Regions from separate parts of the Homo sapiens genome. Here region 1 is linked to region 2. A link is an interaction called in ENCODE POLR2A ChIA-PET data of the cell type or tissue named here. Cell type or tissue: CD4-positive, alpha-beta T cell. All regions are shown on one strand. Each heading gives the region's core, and the rest is flanking DNA. Links, peaks and the distances in the headings are about the cores only. Region 1 overlaps IKZF3 (IKAROS family zinc finger 3). Region 2 overlaps TNS4 (tensin 4).

The links. ChIA-PET counts read pairs that join two places held together with the same protein. Peaks named below come from ENCODE experiments on the same cell type or tissue, not always from the same donor. Only the 100,000 strongest peaks of a DNase experiment are listed, where the experiment ranks them.
Region 1: POLR2A ChIA-PET joins it to region 2 with 11 read pairs; 1 of 35 experiments calls an interaction of 5 or more read pairs at or near these places.

What each region holds. Positions count from the first base shown.
Region 1 is chr17:39,777,220-39,785,851 of GRCh38, forward strand. IKZF3 (IKAROS family zinc finger 3) reads right to left here. Exons shown (of 8, transcript NM_012481.5): 7 at 432-548. Among named protein-coding and RNA genes, the nearest start is that of GRB7, 44 kb to the left of the region's middle. RefSeq lists silencers at 1,162-1,395, 7,407-7,637. In CD4-positive, alpha-beta T cell, for the core only: no CTCF peak of the experiment used is centred there; DNase peaks (open chromatin) are centred at 912 and 4,022; H3K4me3 peaks cover 1,139 bases; H3K27ac peaks cover 5,082 bases.
Region 2 is chr17:40,484,517-40,493,148 of GRCh38, forward strand. TNS4 (tensin 4) reads right to left here. Exons shown (of 13, transcript NM_032865.6): 3 at 4,030-4,453; 4 at 2,520-2,944; 5 at 405-491; 6 at 1-93. Among named protein-coding and RNA genes, the nearest start is that of TNS4, 13 kb to the right of the region's middle. RefSeq lists an enhancer at 5,971-6,596. In CD4-positive, alpha-beta T cell, for the core only: no CTCF peak of the experiment used is centred there; DNase peaks (open chromatin) are centred at 1,735 and 5,335.

The sequences.
Region 1 (8,632 bases), core at 341-8,340, 710 kb before region 2:
GAAAATATGGCAATATGTTTTAGAGCATGAAAAAAGTTTGAGCATGCTAACGAACCAACTTGTAAAATATAATTACAAAAGATTACAAAAATGCTATCTTGAACATCTTACTGGTATAAATTGCATAAACTCTCTCATGCAACATATGTCATTCAGAGTAAAGAGGAAGGAACAGGATTTTAAACATCACATCCATTTAGGAAATTGGATATCAACTACTCCCATCTCCTGTCATGATGATGCTTTAGTTAATATCTTTTATTCTATTTTCCAGAGCTATCAGAATGAACCATGAAGAATAAAAGTACACAATGAAAAACTAATTATTTTAACAGAGGTTAAGCTAGGAAAGGCCTTGTGTAGCAAGCATCCTATGTTATTTCATTCAAACTATCTGCTAACAACAGCAGGAAAAAGGTTTGTATTCTTACCAATGAATTTCTGAGGCATTGAGCTTTTTCGTTTTGCCACATTGCTTGCTAATCTGTCCAGTACGAGAGCTCTTTCACTTCCCATCTCTGCTTTGATGTGTCTTGCCTCCGCACTTGCTAGTTTGGAAAAATGTAAAAAGAAGAGAGAAAAGAACACATTGGTACATGGGGAGAAAAGGAAATAAACTGGAAGGAGAAGTGTCCGAAGTTGGATGCACACTCTATTGTTGTTACCTGTTATAACTGCTCAGATTCTTGCCTGGGGTACCTGCTGTGGTCAGTGAAGCCGACACCAGGGCACATTCAAATCTTGCAGTCTTATGCCGAGATGGGAAAGCTCGACCCATCCCCAACCAGTACCTTCATTAGCAAGAGGAAGTATTAAATAAACAGCCTGGACGTGGTTGGTTGCAAAAAGATAGATAGATGGAGATCTAACCCCCGATCAGCCTTCTTTCTGATTCTGAGTAACTGCGTGTGACACCTGCAGACTGATATAATTCTTAACAACTTTGAAAAAAAAGCATGGTGCCCCAGATTTACTGCTCTGTTTATGTTAACAGCACTTTTGAAAATAGGTACACTCACACAGATAGCAAGACATCTACTCAGTGATTTGTGTATTGAAATTCTGAGTGGTTTCTTTCTTTTTCTTTTTCTTTTTTTTTTTCAGCACGCTCCTCTCAGTTCCTATCTTTCATATTCTGTTTCTCTGTGCTCTGTATTATCTGTTTCATATGCTCTTCACATTTCAAAATAGTCTCAATTAAAATTTCCCTAAGCAACACTTCTGCCTTGAAATTAAAGAACAATTTGTATAATGCATCTGTATTGAATTTCTAATAAAAATGTGAATAAAAACTGCCTATGGGCTGGGTGCGGTGGCTCATGCCTGTAATCCCAGCACTTTGGGAGGTGGAGGTGGGCAGATCACCTGAGGTCGGAGTTCGAGACCAGCCTGACCAACTTGGAGAAACCCTGTCTCTACTAAAAATACAAAATTAGCCTGGTGTGATGGTGCATGCCTGTAATCCCAGCTACTCGGGAGGCTGAGGCAGGAGAATCACTTGAACCTGGGAGGCAGAGGTTGCAGTGAGCCGAGATGGCGCCATTGCACTCCTGCCTGGGCAACAAGGGCAAAATTCCGTCTCAAAAAACAAAGAAACAAACAAAACACAAAAAAACCTGCCTATGAATGTGGGCCCATCCACAAATAGACCTGTGAGTGGTGTAGGCCTGTGGTTCTCAGACCTGGCTGCACATTAGACTCACCTGAATAGCAGGTAAGAAATACCTATGCCCAGGCCCCCCTTCAGATCAATTAAATCAGGATTTCTGGTATAGGGGCCTAGGCAAGAATATTTTCAAAGCTCCCCAGATGATTTTAAAATGCAGCCAGAATTGAGAACTACTAGAAGAGTATATAAATAGTGGCAATATCTAATCAACTAAAATAGTAAACTGTAATGAATATAATTTACCTCAATTCAGCAGGCAGTGCCCAAATTTATGTCTAAAGTTCAAAGAAGGCCAGGCACGGTGGCTCACGTCTATAATCCCAGCACTTTGCAAGGCCGAGGCGGGCAGATCACCTGAGGTCGGGAGTTCAAGACCAGCCTGACCAACATGGAGAAACCCCATCTCTACTAAAAATATAAATAATTAGCTGGGTGTGGTGGCGAATGCCTGTAATCTTAGCTCTCGGGAGGCTGAGGCCGGAGAATCGCTTGAACCCAGGAGGCAGAGGTTGTGGTGAGCCGAGATTGAGCCATTGCACTCCAGCCTGGGCAATAAGAGCAAAACTCCATCTCCAAAAAATAAATAAATTAATTAAATAAATTTCAAAGAGATACCAGCTTCTCTAAATACAAGGCTTGACATTTTAACACATGATGCTAGCCTGAACCAGGGATCAGCAAACTTTTGTCTGTAAAGGGCCAGACAGTAAATTTTAAAAATTTGCCAGACACATATAGTCTCTATGTTATATTCTTTGTTTTTTGTTTTTTTTTTTTCTGTTCCACGGCCTTTTAAAAACGTAAAAATCCCTGTACACAAACAGGCCACTGGCTGCACTTGCCTAGAGCGCCACAGTTTGCCCTCACCTGCCCTGGGCAAACATATTGTGATGCTGTAAACATTTTTCTCTGTTTTCTCATAAACACTTCGGGAGATCCAAACTAAAATGAACTATCCATACATTTCTATTATGTCTAAGGAAGAATAAATTGAAATTAGTTTAAGGGATTAGAGTAAAAAGCAAGTAGTGGCTGGCACAGTGGCTCACCCCTGTAATCCCAGTGCTTTGGGAGACTGAGGCAGGAAGATTGCTTGAGGCCAGGAGTTGAGACCAACCTGGGCAATATAGCAAGATCCTGTTCCTACAAAAAGTAATTTTAAAAAATTAGCTGGGCATGTTGGCATGCGCCTGTAGTCCTAGCTACTTGGGAGACTGAGGTGGGAGGGTTCCTTGAGCCCAGGGGTTTGAGGTTACGGTGAACTATTAAGGTAACTGCAAAGACCACAATTACTTTTGCACCAACCTATTAGTGCCAGTGCACTCCAGCCTGCGTGACAGAGTGAGACTCTGTCTAAAAAAAAAAAAAAAAGCCCCAAAGTATTAAATATTTCTAATTTTATTAGTGGCCTTAAAAAACTGTATGTTAGTCATTACACAATACATTATAAAGCTCAGTTTTCATTATTTAGTTAATTTATTTACTTATTTTTGAAACAGGGTCTCAACTCTGTTACCCAGGGTGGAGTGCAGTGGCATGATCACAGCTCACTGCAGGCTCAACCTCCTGGGCTCAAGTAATCCTTCTACCTCAGGTTCCAAAGTTGCTGGGACTACAGTCTAAAGCCACCATGCCTGGCTAATTAAAAAAAAAAATTATTAGTCTCAATATATTGCTCAGTCTGGTCTCCAACTCTTGGCCTCAGGCAGTCCTCCCACTTCAGCCTCCCAAAGTGTTGGGATTACAGGCATGAGCCACTGCACTCAGCCAAAGCTCAGCTTTTTTTTTTTTCCTGGAATAACATAAAATCTGGCTCTGCCAGGTGTGGTGGCACTAGCCCATAGTCCCAGCTACTCAGGAGGCTGAGGTGAGAGGATGGCTTGAGCCTAGGAGTTCAAGTTCAGCTTGGGCAACACAGTGAGATCCCATCTCTTAAAAAGAAAAAGAAATCCAGCTCCAAAAATGAAAAAGAAGAGGATGATAATAATGTGATAATAATGACAATATTTACTAGACAGTGAGTTTCTTGTCAAAAATAATTCTAGGCTCTAAAGGAATAAATCATAGCCTTCAGTGAAGCTATTAACAACTATTTGTGTAAATGAAAACAGTAAGGGTCAGAATAGGGGGCCTGAGTGGCTTTTGGGCTAGTGCAAAAGTACTCGACTGACTCTGGCTGACCAGCAGTTGTAAATAACGGGCACTTCAGCCACAAGACACTGCTATTGAGTGAAGAGGGTCAAATTCTGTCCAGCACAGGGATAGGTTTAAATGACCAAACAGGAAATTATTTATATATATTATTTCCTTTCACACAAAACCACCACCAGATGTGGCACTACCCAAAGCCCCAAGAGCAGAGAGATGAAAGACAAAGCTTGGAATTTGCAGTAAGTTCCTGGGGCTGTTAGGAGACTTTTTTCTTAGAATCAGGGGAGAGGTAGCTAAGTTTGCACTTTGACTAGGAACATTCATCCTGGTTCCAGCAATTTTGAGAAGATTAAATCCAAGTAAGCCTCCCCTCAACCCTGTAGTTATCAACAAAAAGATTTATAGGGAAAAAAAGAATGAAAAACAGTATTCTGGGAATGTTTACCTTTTATGCCCATTTTACCATTGTTCTTATTAGTCTATTGTGGTCCCTCCTCTCACTGCCAAATCATTACCCAGGAATTACCCCAAGCACGGTGCTACCCATCTAGTTTTCCCATTTGTTTCTCAGCAGTCGCTGTCTACATTTTACTGAAGTCAATGTCAATTAAAACAAGCAGCTTTCTGAGGACACGTAATCAACATCCTCTACATTTGGGAGGATGCTGAAGTGTGGACACATTGACCTAAATAACTGTAATTAGGGCAGGTCACTAAATGGCAAACTTTTGAGATAACATCACCTTTTATTCCTCGTTACCCACCAAACTGGTCTTTAGAGTCATTTCCAGATAAACATTATTCTGTAAATCAGTGACCAAATGCCTGACATTTAAAAACATAAAATTCTGCAGTGTTCATGGATGGACATATTTTGAGGCATGGGTGGAGACTTTCCCATTTCCACAACTCCGATTAGATTGAAAGAAATCCTCTGAAACGAATCTAGAGGACTCCTGTTCACCCACACCCTCTTTCTGGGTCATTCACTCAAAATATTAACTACAAGAGCTCCACTCTCATTGTACATGTGAACACACTCCTACTGATTCAGTTGATCTTCACTGAATTAACCTTGTTTTCTAGTTGATAAGTTAGGCAAAGGCTAGTTTTCAATTGAAGATGGCACTCATTTTCTTTCCTAAACTGCTAGTCTTTTGCCTCACACTTGTTGGATAGCTGATGCACAATACCATGAAATGAGTGCCCTTTGAAACACAAAGAGCCAGGTTCCATGGTTTGCGCCTGTAATCCAGCACTTTGGGAGGCTGAGGTGGGAGGATTGCTTGAGCCCAGGGAGCTATGATCTTGCCACTGTACTCCAGTGTGAGGAACACAGTGAGCCCTGTCTCTAAACAACAACAACAACAACAACACACACACACACACACATATCACACATACACAAAGAAATGCTTTGTAACTGGACAAGCTCTTTGGGATTACTGAGTGGTTTAGGCAGTGCACTGAAAAGAAAAAAAAGAGGACTATTGGCTTTTGGTCCTTTTCTCCAACTTTAGGACCCAACTGTCTATTTATACGAACAGTCTAGACTTGTTATCTTGCCACTTCATATCTCAGAAATGTAAGTGGAGGGAAACCAGTTTGGCAAGATAGTAAGGGAACAAGATAATGGGTTTAAATGACGAAATAGGAAATCCGTTCCTGGGTGGTGTTTGGCGGTGTAATGCTGCAAGTGGTGGGTGTGGGGAATATGGGATGGTGGCAAGGAACAATTTGCACATTCAGCTCATGAGTGAGAACAGAATGAGTAGAACTGTCATTGTGGATCAATTTCCCTTCACATTGCTTGCCTACTAAATAGTAGACATACTAATTTTCATTAGAAAAGTTATTTTAAAGACGTGCTGAAAAAATAATAAAATGTAGTACAAAGTCACATTTACAGATTAGGTTACTACTACCTTTATTCCCTGTATAAGTCTTAATATTTGGTTTTAGTTAACTATTTCCATGATACAATTTCTACCTCAAAGTCATTGGAGGTTTAACTATGTAATTGTGTTGTGCTTTTGTTTTTGTTCAAAATCCTTCATTAGATCTTGAAGTGTTAAGTGGAGCTTAAATAAGAGGTATTGCTTCCTGTCTCTTCTATGGTGTAGTCAGTCAGTAACTAATGGAGAGTGGAACAAAGTGGTGTTATTATGCAATAGAAATTGTCTAACAAGAGATTGGTATCAAAGACAGAGGCAGGTTCTAACAAAAAAGTTTCATAAAACTGTTGCCTTTTTGAACAAGTAAAATGAATACTACCTGTGAGATAGCATTTTTTATTTTTTGAGATGGAGTCTCGCTCTGTTGCCTAGGCTGGAGTGCAGTGGCATGATCTTGGCTCACCACAACCTCTGCCTCCCGGGTTCAAGCAATTCTCCTGCCTCAGCCTCCTGAGTAGCTGGGACTATCAGTGCATGCTATCGTGCCTGGCTAATTTTTGTATTTTTAGTAGAGATGGGGTTTCACTATGTTGGCCAGGCTGTTCTGGAACTCCTGACCTCGCGATCCGCCCACCTCAGCATCCTAAAGTGCTGGGATTACAGGCGTGAGCCACCGCGCCCGGCCAGTATTGATTTTTAAAAAGAATAGGTTGGGGCCAAGTGTGGTGGCTTACGCCCATAATCACAATAATTTGGGAGGCCAAGGTGGGCAGATTACCTGAGATCAGGAGTTTGAGATGCCTGGCCAACATGGTGAAACCCCGTCTCTACTAAAAACACAAAAATTAGCTGGGCATGGTGGCAGGCACCTGTAATCCCAGCTACTCAGTAGGCTGAGGCAGGAGAATTGCTTGAACCCAGAAGGCGGAGGTTGCGGTGAGCTGAGATCGTGCCACTGCACTCCAGCCTGGGTGACAGAGTGAGACTCTGTCTCAAAACAAAAAACAAAAAACAAAACAAAAAAAAATAGGTTGGGAAAACAAACTTAAAAATTTTTAAACATTTTCTTTGGTCTGCTAAGTTGGTAAAAATGTAAGTTTATTCTGAAGCCCTCATGCTTGTATTAGCTTGAAGAACTATTGAAGATGAAAAGTTTGGAGTCTTAGATTCATAAATAGATGTGATTATTCAATTATTTAAAAATATTATTATTGCTAGAACTCATTGTTACATAAAATATTTCCTGCTCCAAGTATTCATAATCTGTGTGAATGAGGCTAAATGAATCTCTATACCGGCTGTTAGTCTCTTTCTGAAATAAGAATCAAGCTAATGGGAAAATGCAGTCCATGTTCTTCTGTATTTTTCCTTCTTTTCATATATACTCCATTAAGACAGAATTGGAATATTCTGATGGTGTCACTTGTGATGCCTGATGTAGAAACTTGGACTAAAGTAGCAATATCACTAGTGTCTTTTTTTTTTTTTGAGATGGAGTCTTGCTCTGTTGCCAGGCTAGAGTACAGCGGCATGATCTCAGCTCACTGCAACCTCCACCTCCTGGATTCAAGCAATTCTCCTGCCTCAGCCTCCTGAGTAGCTGGGACTACAGGTGAGCACCACCACACCTAGCTAATTTTTGTATTTTTAGTAGAGACGGGGTTTCAACATGTTGGCCAAGATGGTCTCCATCTCTTGACCTTGTGATCCGCCCGCCTCGGCCTCCCAAAGTGTCAGGATTACAGGCGCGACCCACCGCGCCCGGCCAGGATTGTAAATCCTTAAAGTGTAGGGGCTTAACCTTAACTCATCTTTACAAACAGCTTTGATACAGAGCCTGGCACATAGAGAACTCAACAAATGCTATCTGGATAAAAGAAATGATTAGCAAGGCCAGAAGTCCTGTTGCCCAATACCTGCATTTTTTTGCAGGCTGGTCTTCACTCCAAGGCCTTTTTATCCATCTGCTTGCTTCTAGAAAGTCCTGCTTCCCCTTGCAGGCAGGTTTGTCCACAGGCTTGGCTCTCACACTACGCTGCACTTCAACTTACAATAAGCACTTGAAGAATGAGTGCTGCAGGCACAACAGCAATGGAGCATCATCTCTTTACAAGTGACGGATGAGGCATAAGATGTACTATACTGCTCAGGCTCAGAATAGAACCCCATGTCCACAATGGACTCCCAATTCTAAGAAGGAAACAGAAATGGAAACCACACATGGAAGGGTGCAAAATAGTTAAAGGATTGGCTTATGTTGGGTTAAATATTCTGTAAATTTTGGCCTCAGGAAAAATTATAGGAACTATTTGAAATATAAAAGAGTAATGTGTGAACTGAGATGCAGTAACTTGATTAAGCTGTGAATTTACACATTTATAACCTGAAACCACCATTACAACATATTTGTTTGAAAAAAAAATCAAAACTTGCTGACTTAGTTAACCCTTTATCTTTTTTTGCTGAGACTTAAAGTATGGTGCACGCATCCACCAAACCACCCTATGAAATGCAAATTAACTCAACCTCTGTATTTCAGCATTTCCTGAATCACCTAATATCACTGAGAATAGCTAAAATATTACTTTTGATACTTTTCCTTATTTGAAATTCCTAAAAAAGGTTGTGAGAATGGGAAGTAAGGTGGTGACCTTACTTCAAAATCAATAATTTTGAACTTACTGTTTATAGAGTGTAGTTTTCTGATTTTTCCCCCTCCTTCCAGGAGAATCAGGACACACATATATGTATATACATGTGTGTCTATTAGTATGTGTGTTACTATATTTCTTTTGCAAACCAGATAATATATAACCTTTAAGAAATATAGCTAATCAAGCCAAAAAGTGGAAAAGGTGTAAAAGACTCAAATGTCCATTAGCTGATGAATGGATAAATGGAAAGTGCCATATCCAAA
Region 2 (8,632 bases), core at 437-8,436:
GCACCTTCAGGGCCAGGCCGAAGGAGCCTCGGTATGAAGAGCTGTCCCTTATGACAAAAGCCCCTGGCTCCTCCTTCCTCAGCAGCTCGATTGCTGGAACAATCCTTGAGTCAGAGATGGACACCGCCCCACCTGGACACCCTGTCCCCAGCCCCGTAGGGTCTTCACAGAGCAGATGTTACAGAGTCACCTTTTGTCCCCAGGAAGTCCTTTGTACTGTCAAATCTCCACCATTCTTGCTGTGGTTCCTACTTCCTCGGGAGGTCATGAGGTCAGCAGGACATCCCCCTCCCCCGCTTCCCAGGACCCACTATTTGCCATTCCTTAACTGTAACCCAGGGCCCTGCCTGATGCAAAGTGCAAGACCCAGACCCTATTCTGGGGTCACTCGTGCTTCCTTTTACCTTGCTCTCGGGTGATGTTTGGCTTAAACCAGTATTTAGATGTGTCCATCACGAACTTCATGGTGGGCTGCATGTCCCTGGCGGGACCTGGAGACAGACAGAGAAGGGGGACCCTGTAGGCTGGACAGACGGGAGCTGAGGGATGTTCACCAGAGAAGGCTGGAGACCCTTCCCTACTCTATTGCCCCAAGGTTTCATTCAACCACCATCCCAGACCCTAACCCCATTGTATCTCCAAACTGCCTACGATGAGGGAAAATCAAACAGAAGGATGCCAGGGTTTGGTGCATCTAGAACTCAGAAGTGCCCTTGTATCCTTGGTAATGAATAAGGAATGAATAGATACAACCTCAGTTTAAGGAGAAATGGTTTCTTAAATCTACTGTTGAGTCCCCTGGTGAGGACTGAAATAAGAGATAAACAAGGAATTCTCAAATGCATCATGTTTGATATTACATTCTCCTTCGTCTTCATAATCCTAAGAATTCCTTACGGGAATATTCAGCTTGGAAAAGAAAATGGCAGAAAACGTGAAGGAGAGGAAAATAGCAGATCTGGGCAGAAAAACATGCCCCTGGGAGGCGGGAGCCTGGATCTTGACTCTGATATGGGATAACTGAAGCTCAGAGGGGACCAAGTGGACTAAACAGCTTCTGAGGGTCTTTAATGTTCTAGTAGTCTATGGAATTAAAATGAATTTTGTTTTAGGAATATTTTGCAGAATTTGATAAGATCTGGGGGTATAGTTGGTGATATTATGGGACCAAAGCAGGATGGGAATATCACTAGGCTAAGTAAATGTGCGCTTTGGGATGCCAAAATGGCCATTTCCCTGGGTCCCTAAGGCAGAGAGCAGTAGCTGTCAACCTTGGCGGCTTGAAAAGGAGTGTTGTGACCACTTACTCTCAAGTAACTCATTCAAAAAAAGTACTAAAATCTGCAAATGATTTGTCCTAGGAAAGCGATCAGGGCAGATGCAAAGGCACGCCAGAAGTGTCATTTTCTCCTGCTTGCCTCCACATGGCTTCGTGAGTGGGAGTGAGCAGTGGGCTATAGTAAACATTCCACCCCCACCCCCTCTGGAGTCGCCTTGATGCCTGTGAGCGTCATGGCCAAGTGGGGGCTGAGAAGCCCCCCGATGGCCGAGGGAGGGGGAACAGGGGGTTGGCAGGGGACTCTGCTCATGGGAGAGGCATCCACAGGGTGCTAGAGCTTAGCTTCTGGGTTTACTGCTTGGGTTTGTTCTTCTTGGACGCCTGTGATCTCAGACTCCGGGAAGGAGGGTGTTTGCTGTTTTGTGGTTTTCGGCTGTCTGAACTGGAATGCATTGTCTCTATTACCCCATCCACCCCCTCTGTGTTCTCATCATCTGCGAACGTCAGAGTCAGAACTGACTCGCCCTCTTGCTCTCCTTGAGTTAGTCATCAAGCACATCCTGAGGGTCGCCTGGTTCTGTCCTCTCTCCTCCACTCCCACTGCCCTATCCCGGTTCAGGACCCTGCTATCCGTTGAGCTGCCAGGGTGATCCATTGAGCGAGCACCTCTGACCCCATCACTCTCCTGTGTGAGGAGGCTCTCTGATGGTACCCTATTGCTTAAAAGGCAAATTCCATTTTTTTTTTTTTTTTTAGCTTGGCATTTAAGGCCTTTCACAATCTGGTTTCAAATTACTCTCAATGACTTGAACCTGCACCCAACATTCCGGCATTTCCTGAACATGCCATGCGCTTCCACACCTTCATGACTGTGGACCCCCTGCTTTCTCTGCTGGGAATGCCTTTCCTCTCCTTCTCTGGCCACAAACTTCTGATCCATTTCCCAGATCCAGCTCGGATGTCGCTTCCTCTGTTCTCCAGACTGAAAGAATCATTCCTTCAGCTTTGGCCAATATGATTGAGAATATCTCTTTACCTCCGCGTTTATCCTACCCTACCGTGATGATTTGTTTTTGTCTCTTTCTAAACTGTTTCCCTCTGTGTGTCCTCACTACCTGGCATAGTGCCAGACACACAATAGTTGCTCAATAAATGTGTTGACTGGCTGTTGCAGAAACCCACTGGCACTTTGTCTATTCCCCAAATCTTACATTGCTTCAAATATTGGTTTACGACGTACCCTCTGGGCATGTGGTAAAGGGGGCATCTGACAGGGTCTGGCTGTTGCTCCTGGTGGCTGGACAGGGGTTGCTGGGAGAAGCAGCTCCAGGTTGAACGGAGTTCTGGTGTCCTGGGGTCCGCTGGGGTGGAGAAGACCCTGGTTCTGGGCAGCCGTTGATCAGCACAATGGGTATGTCCACCATGGAGTTGGTGATGGATGGGGGGCAGCTGCTGGCATGTTCTTTGGCCAGTGGTGGAGAGTGGGGTGTTCTGGGTTGGCCCATGGTTAGGGTGGGGTTTCTGGGAGCCTGGAAGTCACTGGGTCTTGTACACAGGGACACTGAGCCAAGGCTGTGGAGGCTGGAGGAAGAGTTGGCTGGACTTTCCAAGGATCTGGAAGATGACTGATGGCTGGAGTTGCTGGAGTGCAGGAGGGACTGGCTGCTGCAGCGGGAGAGAGTCAGACAGGGTGTTAGGGCAACAGGTGGCTCAGGGGCTAGAGTCAGGCTCCGGATCTGGTGATCTGGGTTCCCATGGCTTTAAAGGCCAAATAGAACACTGCATACCCCACCCCCTACAGCCCACAGCAAAGTGCATGCCCACCTAATCCTCAAGGGATGGTAAGGATACAGAAATGTCCTTGGATGGTAGGGTCTTTGGTCACTTAAAGTAGCCAATGAGCTGACCCCTGCAGGCTTTGGGCATAGGCTGGCCCACATTCCGTCTGCCTTCCCAGCCAGGCCGTTCTGACTGAGCTGTCGGATCAGGATCCCTTCAGGCCCCCATGACTCCCAGGAGCCCTGCAGATGGGCTGAACCTACGCTGGACCACACCGTGGCTGATGCAGAGGGAACTCCCCAGCTGCAGGAGAAGGCCAGCTTCACATCCAGCCAGACTTCTTCCTGAGCTCAGGGGCCTGTGCCAGTGGGCATGGCTGTGGAATCCCCAGCCTCTGTGCCAGGGACTGCCTTGGCCAGTGGCTTTGGAGGTGGAGTGGGAAGCAGAGTCCTGTGGTTCGGTCTTCCTGGGGCAGAATGGGTGCGCATGTGCCTGCAGTTCTGCTGTGAGGTCTATAGAGAACTGAGCTGGGATGATTGTGATTCCCAGGCAGGGCTGCCTCACTCCTTTGCTAGGTTTTGCCAGCAACAGAGGAAGGAACCTTTTTATTCCTAAATAGTTCATCTCAGGCCCCCCAATTCTATTTATAGCCCTGTGTTTTGGGGTTTAAAAAAACCTTCCTTGAGATGGGTTGTATGAGGGCTGGAAAGGATATAGATGAGCCTCATTAAGGCAACGGCTCTTTTACCAAAAGGTAGCTATAAGTCAAGACTTTTTATATTGAATTGTATTCTAAATGCTTGAGGACAGCTTGAGATCTGAAAGGCTGTAAAAGCAAACATTTGCTTCTGGTTTTGGTGCATGCCCAGATTTTGCTCAGACAGAGCAGGGTCCCTTTCAGTGATTTTAGGGGGTGCATGCGTGCGTGTGCCTGTGTGTGTGTGTGCAATGTTAGAAGCTACAGAACCTACCTTCCAAACATATAGCTGACATCAGACACTGGGCTGGCTGACAGCACAGAGATCCTGCTGCCCCGCTGTGGGGCCAGGCCTCCCAGCCGCTTCTCCAGTCTTGGAGAAGCCACCAGCGGGGAGCCCAAACCATGGGGGCTCGAGGCCTTGCTCCCCATGCAAGGGATTGAGATGCTGGGGGAATTTGGGGGTCGAGGGGAGAGACCCTCTGAGGGGGGCAGAGGGCGCTGGTGCCCCCTGCCCTGGTTCCCAGAGAAGATGAGGCTCTCACTGCTGCTTCGTGTCTCTCGGGGGACGTCTCTGGAAAGGAGGAGGCCACCACTGCGAAGGGAGCCGAAGGGCGGGGTGACAGAGGGGCTGGAGCAGTGCTGGGGGCCATCGTGGCACCTTGATCTGGCGGAGGTCACCTCGATGTACTTTATGTCTTTGGGGGAGAAAAGCAGAGCATTGGTGAAATGCAGGAGCCTGGACTCATAGAACAGAGAGGCTGGAAGTATCCTCAAGGTCATTCTGTCCCCCCTCTTTTATAGAGACGAGGACACTGAGGCCCAGAGAGGAGAGCCCAACTCCACCTTCAGGGCCCAGTTCCAGTCACCCTCCCTGTGACAACTTCCCTTGGGTGAGGAGATGCAGTAGGGGACCCAGGCCTTGGAATCAGACAGACCCAGGCTTCAGATCTGGCTCTGCCACTTATTTTCTGAGAGAGTTTGGCCAAAAGACTTCACCACCCAGGGCCTCAGTTTCCACACCTGTAAAGTGGGGCAACTGCATTCAGCCTTTTGGTGATACAAAAAGGATGAAGTGAAACTCATGTAGGCAGCACAGCACTGTTCCCGGCACAGACCAGGTGCTTAAAAACTGGGCAACTCTCTCCTTTGTCTGTGCCCTGTTCCTAGGTTGAAATGGCCACTTGATGGGTTGTACCAGTGACACTTTCTGATGCCTCTGCTACTCAGGATGTGTGAAAGTGGTTTCTCTGAGGCTGGGCGCGGTGGCTCACACCTGGAATCCCAGCACTTTGGGAGGCCTAGGCGGGTGGATCACCTGAGGTCAGGAGTTCAAGACCAGCCTGGCCAACATGGCAAACCCCATCTCTACCAAAAATACAAAAATTAGCCGGGCACCTGTAATCCCAGCTACTTGGGAGGCTGAGGTACAAGAATCGCTTGAACCCGGGAGGCAGAGGTTGCAGTGAGCCGAGATTGCGCCACTGCACTCCAGCCTGAGTGACAAGAGTGAAGCCCCATCTCCAAAAAAAAAAAAAAAAAGGAAGTGGTTTCTCTGTACCTGCAGTGAAAGCAGGGATTCTCAAGCTTGGTTACACACTAGACTCACCCCAGGCTGCGCCTTGTGCCAATTAGATTAAACTCTCCAGGGGGTGAACCCAGGCCTCAGTTTTGTTTGTTTTCCAGTTTTTCAGGTGAGTCCAGTAGACCATGAATGGCTCAGCAGGACCACATCACCTGGGCTCCACCCCTACAGAAACATAATCTGCATTTTAGCGAGGCCACCCAGGGCATGTGAATATGCAGTGGAGTCTGAGAACCCTGCTTTGGAGCAGGCACTCCCTGAGCACAGGGCTTGCTGCATTCTTGAGCTATGGATCTCCTGGGGATGGTAGCTGGTACACAGGGGTCACCCAACACACCCCAGGCTGCCGACGCGCTCCAGCGCTCTTTCCACTCCCTGGTCGGGGCATCCAGGACTCTTGGGATTCTGAGGCCTTGTTCCTCTCCCGAGGTCGGCCTTGCAGTGGGCTGCTCTGAGGTTCTCCCCAAGGTGAGGATGAACACCCTTCCTCCTGACCTGGGGGAAGGGAATTGTCCTTGGTGCTGTTCCAGCAAAGCTGGAGGAAGGTGGGGGTTAATGAGCCGCTCCTTTCTGAAGAGTGTGAGTCTTGCCTCTAGCTTCCTGGGATGGAGGCTGGGGAAATTGGGGAGAACGTGCACCCTCAGCTCCCACCTGCCTGGGGCCCTGGCACATGCACTGTTCCTCCCCATTATGACTGTGGAGCCCCAGCCTGCCCCAGCCCGCTCCTGGGTAGGGCCATCTGGCCCTGCTCACAGTTACTGCCTCTGTCTGAGCTTGCTTGGGCCACGGTGGGGGTGGGGAGTTACATCAGATGAGCAAGGGCTGGCAGCTGACTGGGACTTGCTGCTCAGCGGGTGGAGGAAGAGCCTAGCTTTGTAGCAAAACAAACCTGGGGTGAGTCCTGGCTTTGCTGCTTTTCAGCCAAGGGCATTGTGCAACTTTCCTAACCTCTCTGAGCCTCAGTTTCCTTATCTGCAAAGTGAGGATCTGAAACCAGTCTTCCAAGGTTGTGATGAGGATGAAATACAATAGCCGGGAGCCTGGCCCATGGTGAGGCTCGAGAGAGGAGCATTTCCTACCTGCCTGCTTTTTGGGGACAGTATTGGCCAAATGGAGCCCTTTTCTGGCTAAGGTGGGGATCTCTCTGCTTAGAAAGATGACTGCAAGAAGAGAGTGTTTGGGGCACTGCATTGTGGGCTCTGGAAGAAAAGAGATCTTGGAATGGGTTGGATTCTTCTGGAAGGCTGGAAAGCACAACTTCAATTTTTATAGGACTTTATAGTGTTTACACCCATAATCTCCTCTGAACCTTATAATAGCCCTTGAGCAGGGCAGGCATTATTTTTTACAGAGGAGGAAACTGAAGCTTGGAGAAGAGTGGGGATGGAGCTAACACTTAGTGTACAACGATGTTTCACAGAGACTGGTCTTTATTGAGTGCAATGTGCCAGGACCACTACGAACACATTGCTTGTATTAGCTCCTTTAACCCTCATGACAACTCTGTGGAAGTAGGGGATATTATTAATGCCCATATAACAGATGGGAAATCTGGAAGGCTCAGAAAGGTGAAGTGAGTTATCCAATGCTGCACAGCCAGGGAGTGTTGTTGAGCTCTGTTTAGGGACTGCTTCTTCCAGGATGAGGAGGGGCTCCTTGGGAACCTGCTCCAAGGCCTTGCCCTGTGAGAAGGTGCTTGGCTGCTTTGGGGAGGGTCTCTTGGCACAGTGAAGCTCTGGGCTCCCTACTCACTGGGCCATTGAAACATCCATCAGGGACCTTGCTGGGGTCACTGAGTAAGGAGAGCGGGAGGGGAGGGAGGAGCCCCGTGCTCACCTCAAGGTGGGTGTGGCTGGGGGGTGGGGTTGGGGCCTCTACCCATTGCAGGGGTGCAGTCGCTGTTTACTGGCCTGTGGGGCAAGTCTGAGCAGTGCTGGGTGGGTGCCGGCGCCAGCCCCAGGCAGGCGGGTGAGTGGAGGGAGGGCGTGTGGGTGAGGGGTGGAGAGATACTTATTAAATACCCTTCACTTGGGGCGGGTAAACAGCCTTGCCTGGCAGACATTGTTGGAAAATGAAAGTGGGGGGCCTGTTCCAAAGATGGGGTGCGGGGTGTTGGAGAGGATAAAGAAAGGGATATGGTGTTTGCTTCTAGGAACCACATTCTCTGTGGGATGGGGGCCCCCAGGGCAAGTTTAAAGGAAGGCAGGGGCAGGGAACCTGGGGAAGGTTTGTGAAGCACCCAGGAGGTCGCGCCTCAGAAGAGGAGCCTGCAGGCTGCCTCCAAACGGATGGATTCCGTGATGCCCCAGAGGGCAGAAGACTAGACTTTAGAAAGAGAGAAAGGACAGTGGCCTATGGAGCCCAGAGCCTGGGATTTGAGGCCTGACCTATCTCTCCCTGACTGTGTGACTGTGAGCCATCACGTACCCACCCCGAGCCTCAGTTTCCTCATCTGTAAAAGGAGGTTTCCACTATTTCCTTCAAAAGCCAGACACTGGGATCATGGATTACATGGAGTCTTTTTTTTTTTGAGACAGGGTCTCACTCTGTTGCCCAGGCTGGATTACAGTGGCGGGATCTTGGCTCACTGCAGACTCCACCTCCAAGGCTCAAGTGATTCTCCCACCTCAGCCTCCCAATAGTTGGGACTACAAGTTCATGCCATCACACCCAACTAATTTTTGTATTTTTAGTAGAGATGGGTTTTCGCCATGTTGGCCAGGCTGGTACATGGACTAGTTTTTTTTTTTTTTTTTTGTTTTAAGCCTGGGCTGGGTGATATGGCTCATGCCTGTAATCCCAGAACTTTGGGAGGCTGAGGAAGGAGGATTTCTTGAGGTAGCCTGGGCAACATGGTGAGACTCCATCTCTACAAAAAGTTTAAAAATTAGCCAGGTTGGCAGGGCATGGTGGCTCATACCTGTAATCCCAGCACTTTGGGAGGCCAAGGTGGGCGAATCACCGAGGTGGACGAGGTCAAGAGTTCAAGACCAGCCTGGCCAACATGGTGAAACCCCGTCTCTACTAAAAATACAAAAAAATTAGCTGGGCATAGTGGTGGGCACCTGTAATCCCTGCTACTCAGGAGTCTGAGCTATGAGAATCGCTTGAACCTGGGAGGCAAGACTCCATCACCCACCAAAGAAAAAAAAAATAAGAAATTAGCCGGGCGTGGTGACATGTGCCTGTAGTCCCAGCTACTGGGGATGCTGAGGTGGGAGGATTGCTTGAGCCCAGGCATTCAAGGCTGCAGTGAGCTATGATCACACCACTGCACTCCAGGCTGGGCAAC